Linked DNA regions of Homo sapiens: region 1 is linked to region 2. The links are chromatin loops, found by intact Hi-C in ENCODE. Cell type or tissue: A673. All regions are shown on one strand. Each heading gives the region's core, and the rest is flanking DNA. Links, peaks and the distances in the headings are about the cores only.

What was found. Hi-C counts contacts between places; a loop is a spot of excess contacts. Peaks named below come from ENCODE experiments on the same cell type or tissue, not always from the same donor. Only the 100,000 strongest peaks of a DNase experiment are listed, where the experiment ranks them.
Region 1: a loop joins it to region 2, with 7 times the contacts of the local background. A loop is called at or near these places in 65 of 110 quality-filtered maps.

What each region holds. Positions count from the first base shown.
Region 1 is chr6:784,533-789,915 of GRCh38, reverse strand. No RefSeq gene overlaps it. Among named protein-coding and RNA genes, the nearest start is that of EXOC2, 94 kb to the right of the region's middle. In A673, for the core only: CTCF peaks have their summits at 2,560 and 2,763 (motif pointing right); no DNase peak of the experiment used is centred there.
Region 2 is chr6:590,060-595,442 of GRCh38, reverse strand. EXOC2 (exocyst complex component 2) reads left to right here. Exons shown (of 28, transcript NM_018303.6): 11 at 2,856-2,974. Among named protein-coding and RNA genes, the nearest start is that of HUS1B, 64 kb to the left of the region's middle. In A673, for the core only: a CTCF peak has its summit at 2,119 (motif pointing left); a DNase peak (open chromatin) is centred at 2,082.

The DNA.
Region 1 (5,383 bases), core at 143-5,142, 190 kb before region 2:
TAGAAAAGACAGCAATAGTCATACAGGCAGGGTCTCACTCTGTCACCCAGGTGTGATCTCAGCTCACTGCAACCTCCGCCTCCCAGTCTCAAGCAATCCTCCCACCTCAGCTTTCCAAGCAGCTGAGACCACAAGTGCGCATCACCACGCCTGGCTAATTTTTGGTACTTTTTGTAGAGATGGGGTTTTGCCATGTTGCCCAGGCTGGTCTCAAACTCTTGAGCTCAAGCGATCTGCCCACCTTGGCCTCCCAAAGTGCTGGGATTACAGGCATGAGCCACCACACCCGGCCAGTGAGAGATCTCAAACACACAATATTAAAACAAGAAATTTAAGATTTCCCGAGCAACTTAACAATCTTAGAAAATTTGAAATCAGCTAAGTGTTTTATTTTCTCCATATCTAAATTTGTCAATAAAGTGAATATTTCCCTGGAAAAAAGAAGGAAGAATTCAGAAATCCCAAGGTAGTGTTCATAAATTAATATTTTGGTTTTTCATATCAGCCATAATGGCTACAAAATGTCTGTAATCCCTCAAATTCTCCATTGTCAATCTCATTATTGCCAAACCAACTACATCAAGATAACGTCACATTGAGATAAATATAATTCAATTGATTTATGTTTGCACTAGTTAGATAATTTCAGGTTGCAGGGAAATCAATACTCATAGTTTAACAATTATTTGTTATAATCATCATATTAACTTTTATACAAAATGTGCAGACATATTCAAATGCCCTTCAATTGTACAAGAAAGTTTTTTGAAAACATTCAACCTGCATTGAAAGTGATTTTAAAGTTGTGCACATGCGATATAATTTATTAACTCTAAAAGGAAAATGTCAAATCACAAAGCTAAAGAAAAAGTATAGTGGTTCATATTGGCATGTACCGAGTAACAAAATAGAGCACGTTTGCTGGAAAATTAGGTCTAATGCTAGGCACTGACACTGCGAGAGCAAATAACACCATCATATCTAGCAAATACTGGGAACTAAAAAGCCATATTATAAAATAACTTTGACTCTTTGAGTGTGAAACATGAAAGGCAAATATAGCAGTAAAACTTTTACAAATGAGCACCAAAATAAAATTGTGAATGAACAAATTCCTGGACAGGATTCAGTATATGTAAAGCAAAAATATATATATATTTACAAAAAACAGCAAAAAAAAAAAAACAGTTTTGAAGGAAGTATAATGTCATGCTTCTGCATGATTGAAAGCAAATGCAACCCTAAAATTAATACAAATGGGGAAAGAGAATAAAAAATCCTGTATTCCAACAGAAACTGGTATTTCAATTACGATCACAGCTACATATATAATATGCAGAATAAGTGTGTTTTTTAAAGTTATAAAAATTTCTATCTTTATGCCAAAAGAATGGAAAACAGTCCTCTTCAAAAGCAGGGGACCCACCCTCCTGGAAATCCACTCTTGCTGTGAGACTCCAGATGACTCCCTTTCATCATCATGGGCTTCTCCTGATTGTATCCTTAGCCATCACTACCTTCTCACAATAAATCTTTCTCCATAGAGCTGGGGACATTGCTAATTCCACATGTTGAAGGGATTTCACCACTACCTCTAGATCTTCAGCATTCCATGACGTCGTAACCGCTCACCCACATGCCTGACAAAGACGGCCACTTCCTTTTTCCTGTGGGGGGCACCCCACAAGCCCAGGCTCGCACCCACCTGTTCACTCCTTCCTGAGTCCCTTAAATCGCATTTAGAGAATCACATCTGATGCCTACAACTGGCTTCAGCTTGTCCTGAATTACCGTGTATCCGCCACACACTTGGCACAGACTACCAGAGCTGAGGTCTTAGAAAACACAACAGGTTGCCTGGGCCTCTCTTTACCTGTTAAATATTTCACTCCATCCTCATCCTCCCCCCATTTCACATGAGCATGAGCATACGTTTCATTTGAGGTTCTTTTCTGGTACAATATTTCTTCTCATAATTAGAAATGATGGTCTTTCAATAAATCAGAACAACACACTAACACACCTCTGCAGCGTGCGTCCTCATGCCCCGCAGTTTTTAACTGCACAGACTGGGGTCTCTCGGAGTTCACTTTTTTTATTTTCTTGCTTTTAGGATGTAAGTAAGTAGCAAAAGAACTTTGGCCATGTTTACTATCTGTGAAAGGCCAAAATGCAGGTCCTAGCATCATATATTTTTGTTGTTAAAGTTGATAATTTTAGCTTACTATGTACCTGGTATATTTTGTGCTCAGTATAGCTCAATTCTCCTTACTAATCTGTAGCAACAAAAGGGTGGCTCCATCTGTAAATTGCTACCAATTGTTTCCAGTACGTTTTCATTTCAACAGTTACTAAATTCTCCAGGTTTCTCTTATCTCATATTCACATGTGTAGAATGTTGTGGTTGTGGCCACGAAGATTCTTTGTCTTGTTTGATTATAGCTCCCAGCACTTTGCTTCTCTTTTTGATTTCTAGAATCTTTATTATGTATTCAGGTGGGCGGGGACACAATTCCACTCAGCAGCCCGGTTGCTGATTTCCTTTACCGAATCCATTAACAGGGGGCATCTGCCTAATATAATACCAATATCTCCACTGATTTTGAGCCACAGGTTATGTTAACAATAAACTTTAAAATAAAATGTTCTACCTATCAACATGTGCTCTGCTCTTTTTCAAAAAAAAAAAAAATAAACAAAAAGCCACAACAAATGTGAGGCCCCATCTTTGTTAAATTGTGTGTGATACTTCACTCCACCGCTAGAAGGCAGCAGTATGGCTGCGCCCATAATCCGCTCTTGCCAATGGTAGACCTGGGGACCTGCCTTACTATTATTATGATTGTTTCAATAGTTCTTGGGAAAAGGGTGGTTTGTTGTTACATGGATAAGTTCTTTAGCGGTAATTTCCGAGATTTTGGTGCACTCGTCACTCAAGCAATGTACACTGTACCCGATGTGTGGTCTTTTCTACCAGCATTTCCTTGACCTTGTTAAGTGTCTTCCTCATCACACCGTGCATAAAGTGTTGCTTAGCATTAACAAAGGAAATCATTCAAAAACCTATTCTGATGCGAGTTATGTGTGCCGTTAAGTAGCAACCAACAGTGGGAGGATGTGAAATTCCATCTGCCTTTAAGTCAGTCCATTCTTTACTGCCTTCCATTCTTTTTTTTTTTTTTTTTTTTGAGACGGAGTCTCGCTCTGTCGCCCAGGTGGGAGTGCTGTGGCGCGATCTCGGCTCACTGCAACCTCCGTCTCCCGGGTTCACGCCATTCTCCTGCCTCAGCCTCCCGAGCAGCTGGGACCACAGGCGCCCGCCACCATGCCCGGATAATTTTTTGTATTTTTAGTAGAGACGGGGTTTCACCGTGTTAGTCAGGATGGTCTCGATCTCCTGACCTCGTGATCCGCCCGCCTCGGCCTCCCAAAGTGCTGGGATTACAGGCATGAGCCACTGCGCCCAACCAGCCTTCCATTGTTAACATTCCACCCATCACACAGGCCCCGGATGCAGAGTCATTCTCTGTTATAGTTCTTTCTGGGAAAAATAATGCATCTTTTGTTCTATCAGATGTAGTAGATGTAGGAAAGCAAGAGAGAGAAGAATCTCAATAGTCAGAGAGGCTGAAATGTCATTCGCAATACATCGCTGCCCTTGTGGCCTAACACGGCTTCAGCACCTCCCTCCCCATGTCTAGATGACACCCCACCCGCCTCCCCAACACGGCTTCAGCACCTCCCTCCCCGTGTCTAGAGGACACCCCACCCGCCTCCCCAACACGGCTTCAGCACCTCCCTTCCCATGTCTACATGACACCCCACCCGCCTCCCCAACACGGCTTCAGCACCTCCCTCCCGTGTCTAGAGGACACCCTGCCTCCCTGAAGTCCTGGGGCTCCTGCAGTCATCTGCCACTCAGGTGGCCCAGTGGCTCCCTGCCTGCATCCGAGGCCAACTCTTGTCCCTCTGTCTGTCTGAACGGGAGGGTGCACTGCAGGGCCTTTGCTTACCATTTCATCTCTGGTGGTCTCTTTATTTTAGCACAATTCTGTCATTCATCCATTTTCTCCAAAATCCTTTGTTTGAGCACCTAATACGTAGCAGGCACCTTTCCAGGCACTGAGCAAACTATTAAACAAACTATGGCCTACATTTCAGTGGGGGAAATAAAATGAATAAGTACAAGAAAAAAGGATGTAAATGTTGAACACAGGGAAAAAAGGCAAGGCGGTAAGAAGGTGAGAACGTCCAGGATGGGAGGTCTGCATTTTCAGGAAGGCCATCAAGAAAGGCCTCGCTGACAAGGTGACCTTGGAGCAAAGTTTGGGTGGAGCTAAGGGAGTGGGGTGGATGAGGCTGTCTGGGGTCCGCTGGAGAGCAGCAGTCATACATCTAAGCAAGACCGGTCCACTAGCTGAGTGTCCTCCAGCTATCTTCAGCTAGATGGTACACATTAGGCTGGAGTTGGCCTAAGCCAAGTGATTTTGATGACAAGAGCAGGGGAGGGGAGCTGAGGGTGTGCGAAGGATGAACTGTCATGGTGGAGCGCAGACTTCATGCTGTTGAGAGGCTCAGCAGCCTCCAGCACCCACACAGCTGCTTCCTTTTTTGTGCCCTGGAAGAGAAAAGGCCTGGCCTTGGCAGGCACACGTGAACACGAGGGGCCCGTAGCCTAAGCTTCCTCCGTGCTGCGGCAGATCCACCTGTGCTTTCGGAAGCAGAACAGAGAAGGGGAAAGCCACGTGGGAATGGGGGTGGTGACCCTGAAGCCCTGGGCTTCTTGTGGAGATGGAGGTGAGCCAGGATGCAGAGCCTAGGGGTCTCTGGCAAGCATCAGGATAGGACTTGGGCCATGGGAAGCTGTCAACAGAGGGATGGTACTCAGAGCCCGGCCACCTTTTTGTTCCGGAAGTAGTGAGGGGAGGTTTTAGCTACAGCATCCAGGTTGTCAGGACTCCACCTTAAGCCCTGAAACACCTGAATATGTCTGACTCCATGTTAACTCCTGTTGCTAAGGGAAGTGGAGAGGCCCAGGATGAGGGTGGTCTTACCTGCAGTAAGACCTGTCTGTGTGAACTGGAGATGCGCACGCCACCTGGCTGGAGGGTGGGATGGGGCGAGCTTAGCACAGCAGGTTCTATCCACTCCAGAAAATGATGACATCGTGCATTTAGAAACCCCCATAGCATTCTCCAGGAGAGACCTGGCCTGTGCCTTCCTCTAGTGCCCACTGTCTTCTGGTTAAAAGTCAAGTCTGGGAAATGACAGGGAGAATCCAGAAGCTTCAGGCAGCTGGAGCAAGGGGTTGTTGGGTGACACCTTGGGGTACCCCCCCATCCCCAGAGGCTATAGCCTTTTGCATTCAAACTCCACCCAAGAA
Region 2 (5,383 bases), core at 184-5,183:
TTTACGATGCTTTGAGAAAATACTGAGCAATTGTTACCTTTTTAAATGAAATTTTTAGTCGCTAAGAAATAGAAAAATAAGATCAGAACCAGGTCAAATACCTGTTGGACTTTGAAATTTATGAGCATCAAGTAGGAATAGAGATAGCTTTATCATGAACAAAAATGTATTAGTTTTCTTACATAATCCAGATTATGCATAGTAGAGGGGAAAATCAGATTACCACTATATTGTCTTACTGTTCACAATTTTTTCTAATATCATTCACTATTTTATCTAATTTAAACCTTCCCTATTCTTCTCCCTCTCCTTATTTCTATCTTGATGTTGGCAGGAAGCAAAGCTCTGCATATTCCTTTCCACAGCAGTGTGATCTTATCCCTGGTAGCTGTGAGAAGATCATGTCAGAATATGACTAAAAACTTCCTTTATTCTTAAATTTTAAAATACTGAGCCTGTGTTAATCATAATTAACATTCTTTACATTGCTTTTGAATCTAAAAAGCCTTTTTAAAGTGTTCTTAATATGCAGTTTTAAAAGAAATGGCGATAACATGTATCATTCTAAACAGAGTTTTGAAATGTAACTACTTATTTTTAGCTGCATACTGAAAGGAAACAAGAAACTTATTTGAAGAGCCCAGCACAAGTTGTCATGCTTTTGAACTGAGTCTAGAATTTCTAAAAGAACAACTTTATCTTGCTTTGTAAAACTTTTATAAACTCCTTTACTTTAATACCCGTTAATAAGATGATAGAAAAAGTCTTTTGTTATTAGGTTTTGCAAGGACACAGTCAACATTTTAAAGAGACGTATAATGTAAAAAGCCACTAAGCAAAGCTTATTGATTCCTCTTGCTGTACTCCTGGAGAAAGAACCCTTGTACGGAACTGTCTACACTCCTATTCAGTAATTTAAACATTAAAAGGAACACCGTCCCTAAAAGAGTATCTCTTTATTTTACTACTAACACCAAATCTGAGGGCTACGTGAGTGAAAGTGTTAGGAGAAAGCGTTGCAGAGGTGTTGGGAGGCAAAACAAGCCTATTTAGGGAGAACGCTGAAATGCATCATCCCCAGCAAGAAAGCATAGAATCACGTTCTTTGGGAAGAAAGACACAGTGTACTATTTGTTATATTTATCGTTCAGGTAATAAAAGAAGAAAGCCTTGTGTGAGAGAAAGAATCAGACTGCATTTTGGAATCTGAAATGAATCCCCTGTGCCAAGCTAAATGTAACTTGTTAGATTGTAGTTTTCTTCTCAGGATACTATTCTCATTTATGAGGAGGAGTGCTGGTGACTTCTTAATCTGAGTAAAGCTCTTCCTTCTAATTGACCTGCCACTTTCTCAGCACAGAGACACATCCTGTTTGCAACCTGTAGGTGGTCACAAGGGGGAGGAGATGGCAGCTCTCAGCCACCTCTGGGCAGCCTGAGTGTGGCCCGTCTGCAGATGCCTGGATATCCGGCTCCCCACAGCACCCAGTCCCTCCCCATCAGCTGGGAATGTCAGTGTTCTCAGCATTTTATTTGTTGCTAACATATTACAAAGTGGATTTGTTTCTCCTCTGATTGGCTGCTGATTGAGATACCTGAGTAACACACACTCACTACTGGAAGAATGGGCTGGAAGCATGGGTGCACCCCTGAGGGATTGAGGTCTGGCCCAAGGTCAGCCTGGAGCCATTGATGATGATTTACCACTGAACAAAAACCTCTAACCCAGAGACAAAGAATGGCATATGGCTTAACAACAGTTTTAAGACAATAAATTCATTTGGACATGCTTTTGGAGTTGATTTAATTGGATTTAGCTTGCTATATTTATATATTTTGTGAGGGCTGAGGGCCAAATCTTAAATAATATTTGACAGAAATTTTTCTATGGAAGTAAATGGTCTCTATGGATTTGGGTGTTTTATAGACAAAGACTTGATATATTTTAAGAATATTTAGAAACTAAGAAAAACACCGAACTATACTATATTTCCTAGAGAAATATTTTCTCAGTCGTGAGTGTGGACTTTAGAGGTGAGTGTTGTCACCAAATCTCTTCACAGTTCGGTTAGCCCTCATTTAGCTAGTTTTAGAAAGCGGTGCCATACTGCCATCTCGTGGCCATATTTCATATCAGAAAGGAATTAAAAAACATCTGAAATTTTAAAAGTATTTGCCCAGTATCTGCTGGCTCCCACCTGTGTCTAATATAATGACTCTGAACTAAGTAGAAAAACTCCTGTGAACTAAATATAAATATAAAGAAAAATGCTCATCAGGTAGATAGGATCACTGCAAATTGTCCTTATCTTTTTACAAAGAGCTGTTTTTAATAGTTTTATCATTTATATGAAAAAATTTTAAAGCTCTGCTGTTTATTTTTTTATTTTTTGTTTGCTTGTTTGTTTGTTTGGAGATGGCGTCTCACTCTGTCGCCCAGGCTGCAGTACAGTGGTGAGATCTCAGCTCATTGCAACCTCTGCCTCTCGGGTTCAAGCGATTCTCCTGCCTCAGCCGCCCGAGTAGCTGAGATTACAGGCTTGCACCAACACACTTGGCTAATTTTTGTATTTTTTTTTAGTAGCGACGGGGTTTCAGCACGTTGGCCAGGCTGGTCTTGAACTGCTGACCTCAGGTGATCCATCCACCTCAGCCTCCCAAAGTGCTGGGATTACAGGCAGGAGCCATCTCACCTAGCCAAGAAATTTGAATATATTTCATTGAGAATTAAATATTAAAGACTAATATTTGACAGGGCACAAGACTAATTGATAAAATTTTAGCCTTTAAAAAGTAATGATTTTAAAATATGCCAGCATTTCCCTTTGGCCTCAACCTTGGACTTGCTTTTTCAGGTACCTGTCTGACCTTCATGCGTCTGGTGACCCTGCTTGGCAATGCATTGGAGCCCAACACAAGTGGATCCTTCAGCTCATGCACAGTTGCAAAGAGGGCTACGTGAAAGATCTGAAAGGCAAGGATTTCTCTTCCAATGTGTTGTGTGATTCCTTCATGTCATTTTGATGCATTCTGGGAATGTTTAATGATGAAGGCACTGACTACCTAATTTACTTGGTATCTCTTATTATTGTCTTTTGCTTGTTTTGTGGTTTTTTTGGCCACTGGTTAGCATTGTACTAATGAAAAGGGACAACTCTTTTATCATGTCTGTTTTTGCGATTGGTGGACAGCGTTGACGTTTCGGGGCAGGCAGCGTGATGCCGAGGAGGTGACATTGGTCTTTGGTAACTATCAGTCTGCACATCGTCTCGTCAGGTGTATGTTGAGTCCTGCTCTGTGCCAGGCACTGCACCCATCGCTAGTAAGACATAGCTGCTGCCTCCCAGAGTTACCGCTAGAGGAAGGAAAAGCCACTAAACATGTAACTAACCAAATAAAATGCTGGGACATGTGATGAAAGAAAAAAAGAAAATCAAGATGTTCCAAAAGGGAGTAACTGAGGAGAATGCTTTAGATGGCTGGTGTGGGAATGTCTCAGAGAAGCCTCCGTATTAGAACTGGAAGGATAAAAGGTAGCTTACTAGCCATCTCAGCTTGAGAAAGGGACCACCTGTGTGGAGGCCCTGAGGGAAGCTGGGGGAGAGAAGTCAAAGGTCTATTTGTGTGCAGGTGTATTGGCTTTTGTTTGTATACTATCATTTGGAGAATATTGAGTATATTGAATGCCTGCTATGCTGCAGACACTGTTGGGTGCCAAAGTCACAGTAGTCAGGACAACAGACAAGGGCCTAGCTCATGCAAGCTCACAAAATAGTAGGGTAGACAGATAACCAGCCAGCTGTTAGAATATTGTGTGCTGTTTCATATGACTGGGGAAGTTCTGAGTGACATTGGAGTGCTTAGGAGTAGCCTCTGATCCAGGGTTTTGAGGTCAGGGGAGTGACATTCTGAGAGCTGAAGGGAGTGACATCTCTTTTGAGATCAGAAGGGTATCTGTACTTGACAGTTGAAATAGAGAAGGAAAGCATTTAAGACTTCCAGGAAGGGAGAATGTGCACAGGTTACAAGCACAAGAAGGCCTCTGAATCCTGTGTGGTTGGAGCTTAGATCGTGGAGGTGGAGTGAAGAGACGAACTTTCTTGGCTGCTGTGACAGGTTTGGACTTCACCCAGAGTGCGATGGGGAGTCGCTGACGGATTTTAAGCTGGGGTCAATGGATTGGGGGAAGACAAGCTCAGACTTACTTTTGAAAAGATGACGACTCTGGCCGCCCATAGTGGGTGGATGAGAGGGAGCAAGCCCAGAGCAGTGAAGCTGGTGAGGAGACAGGCACCCCACCTGATGTGGAGGTGGTGGGAATGTGAAGAAGAGCATGGACTCCAGGGCCGTTCAGGAATAGAACTGATAGGGCTGGATGATGGACAAATGAAGAGGAGGAAGGGATGAGCAGTGATTTCCAGATGGCTGACTGGCAGCTAGTTAGGGTGATGGTGCCACTGAGTTAGGGAACATAGGGGAGAAAAGTGATTCCGCCTCTTTGTTTGGACAGCTTGACTTGGGGTTGTCTGACATGTAAGTAGAGATGGAAGTAGTTGGATCTAGAGACTGAGAAATTTGAGCTTGGTGGGCATACAGGTGGTCCCTTGGAACTCGTGCATTTACCCAAGAAGACGAAAAAAGAAGCAAACTCAGGAAAGAGTCCTGACAAGTGATGTTTTAGGGGCTGGTAGAAGAAGAGAAGCCTTCAAAGGAAACGAAGAAGGGGTGGTCATGGCGGGAGGAAAACAGAAGGGAGTGGTCAGCAAAATCTCCAAGATGAAGCAGAAGATGAAAGAGAAATGTCCTTAGGATTGCTCTTACGCTGTTGGTGGTGACTCTGGCAAATGCAGGGCCTGAGACCTGAGCCCCTAACTGGATGACATGAAAAGGAGTAATGGCCCTCATCAGGTCCCTGGGAGGATCAGGAGCTGTAACAGGAGAGCAGTCTTGGTAGAGAAGGAAGTACAATGGAGAGGTCGCCGTTGTTTCTTTCTAGCATAGTTTTGTCATGAATTAGTTGGCTTGGATTTGAGTACTTTCCAGCTCTGATGCCATTTTTTTCTATGCTTGGTATTTAAGAAAACCCAGGTATCTCTGCTGAAGCCATGTCAACATCCCCATTAATGTCATTAATTATTTTATATTTTTAGCAAGTGAAAATGACAGCAAATGTTACACACAGTCTGCAGTCTTTGGGAATATTTAGAAAGCCTTACATATTTATTTCTCTGTTGATTCAACCAATAATTTTTGAGTCTACTCTGTTCGGCAGAGCTCTCAACCTTAAGGGCCCATCAGAGTCCACTGGGGATTTTTTTTTTTTTTTTCCAGACAGAGTCTCGCTTTGTCGCCCAGGCTGGAGTGCAGTGGCTCGATCTCAGCT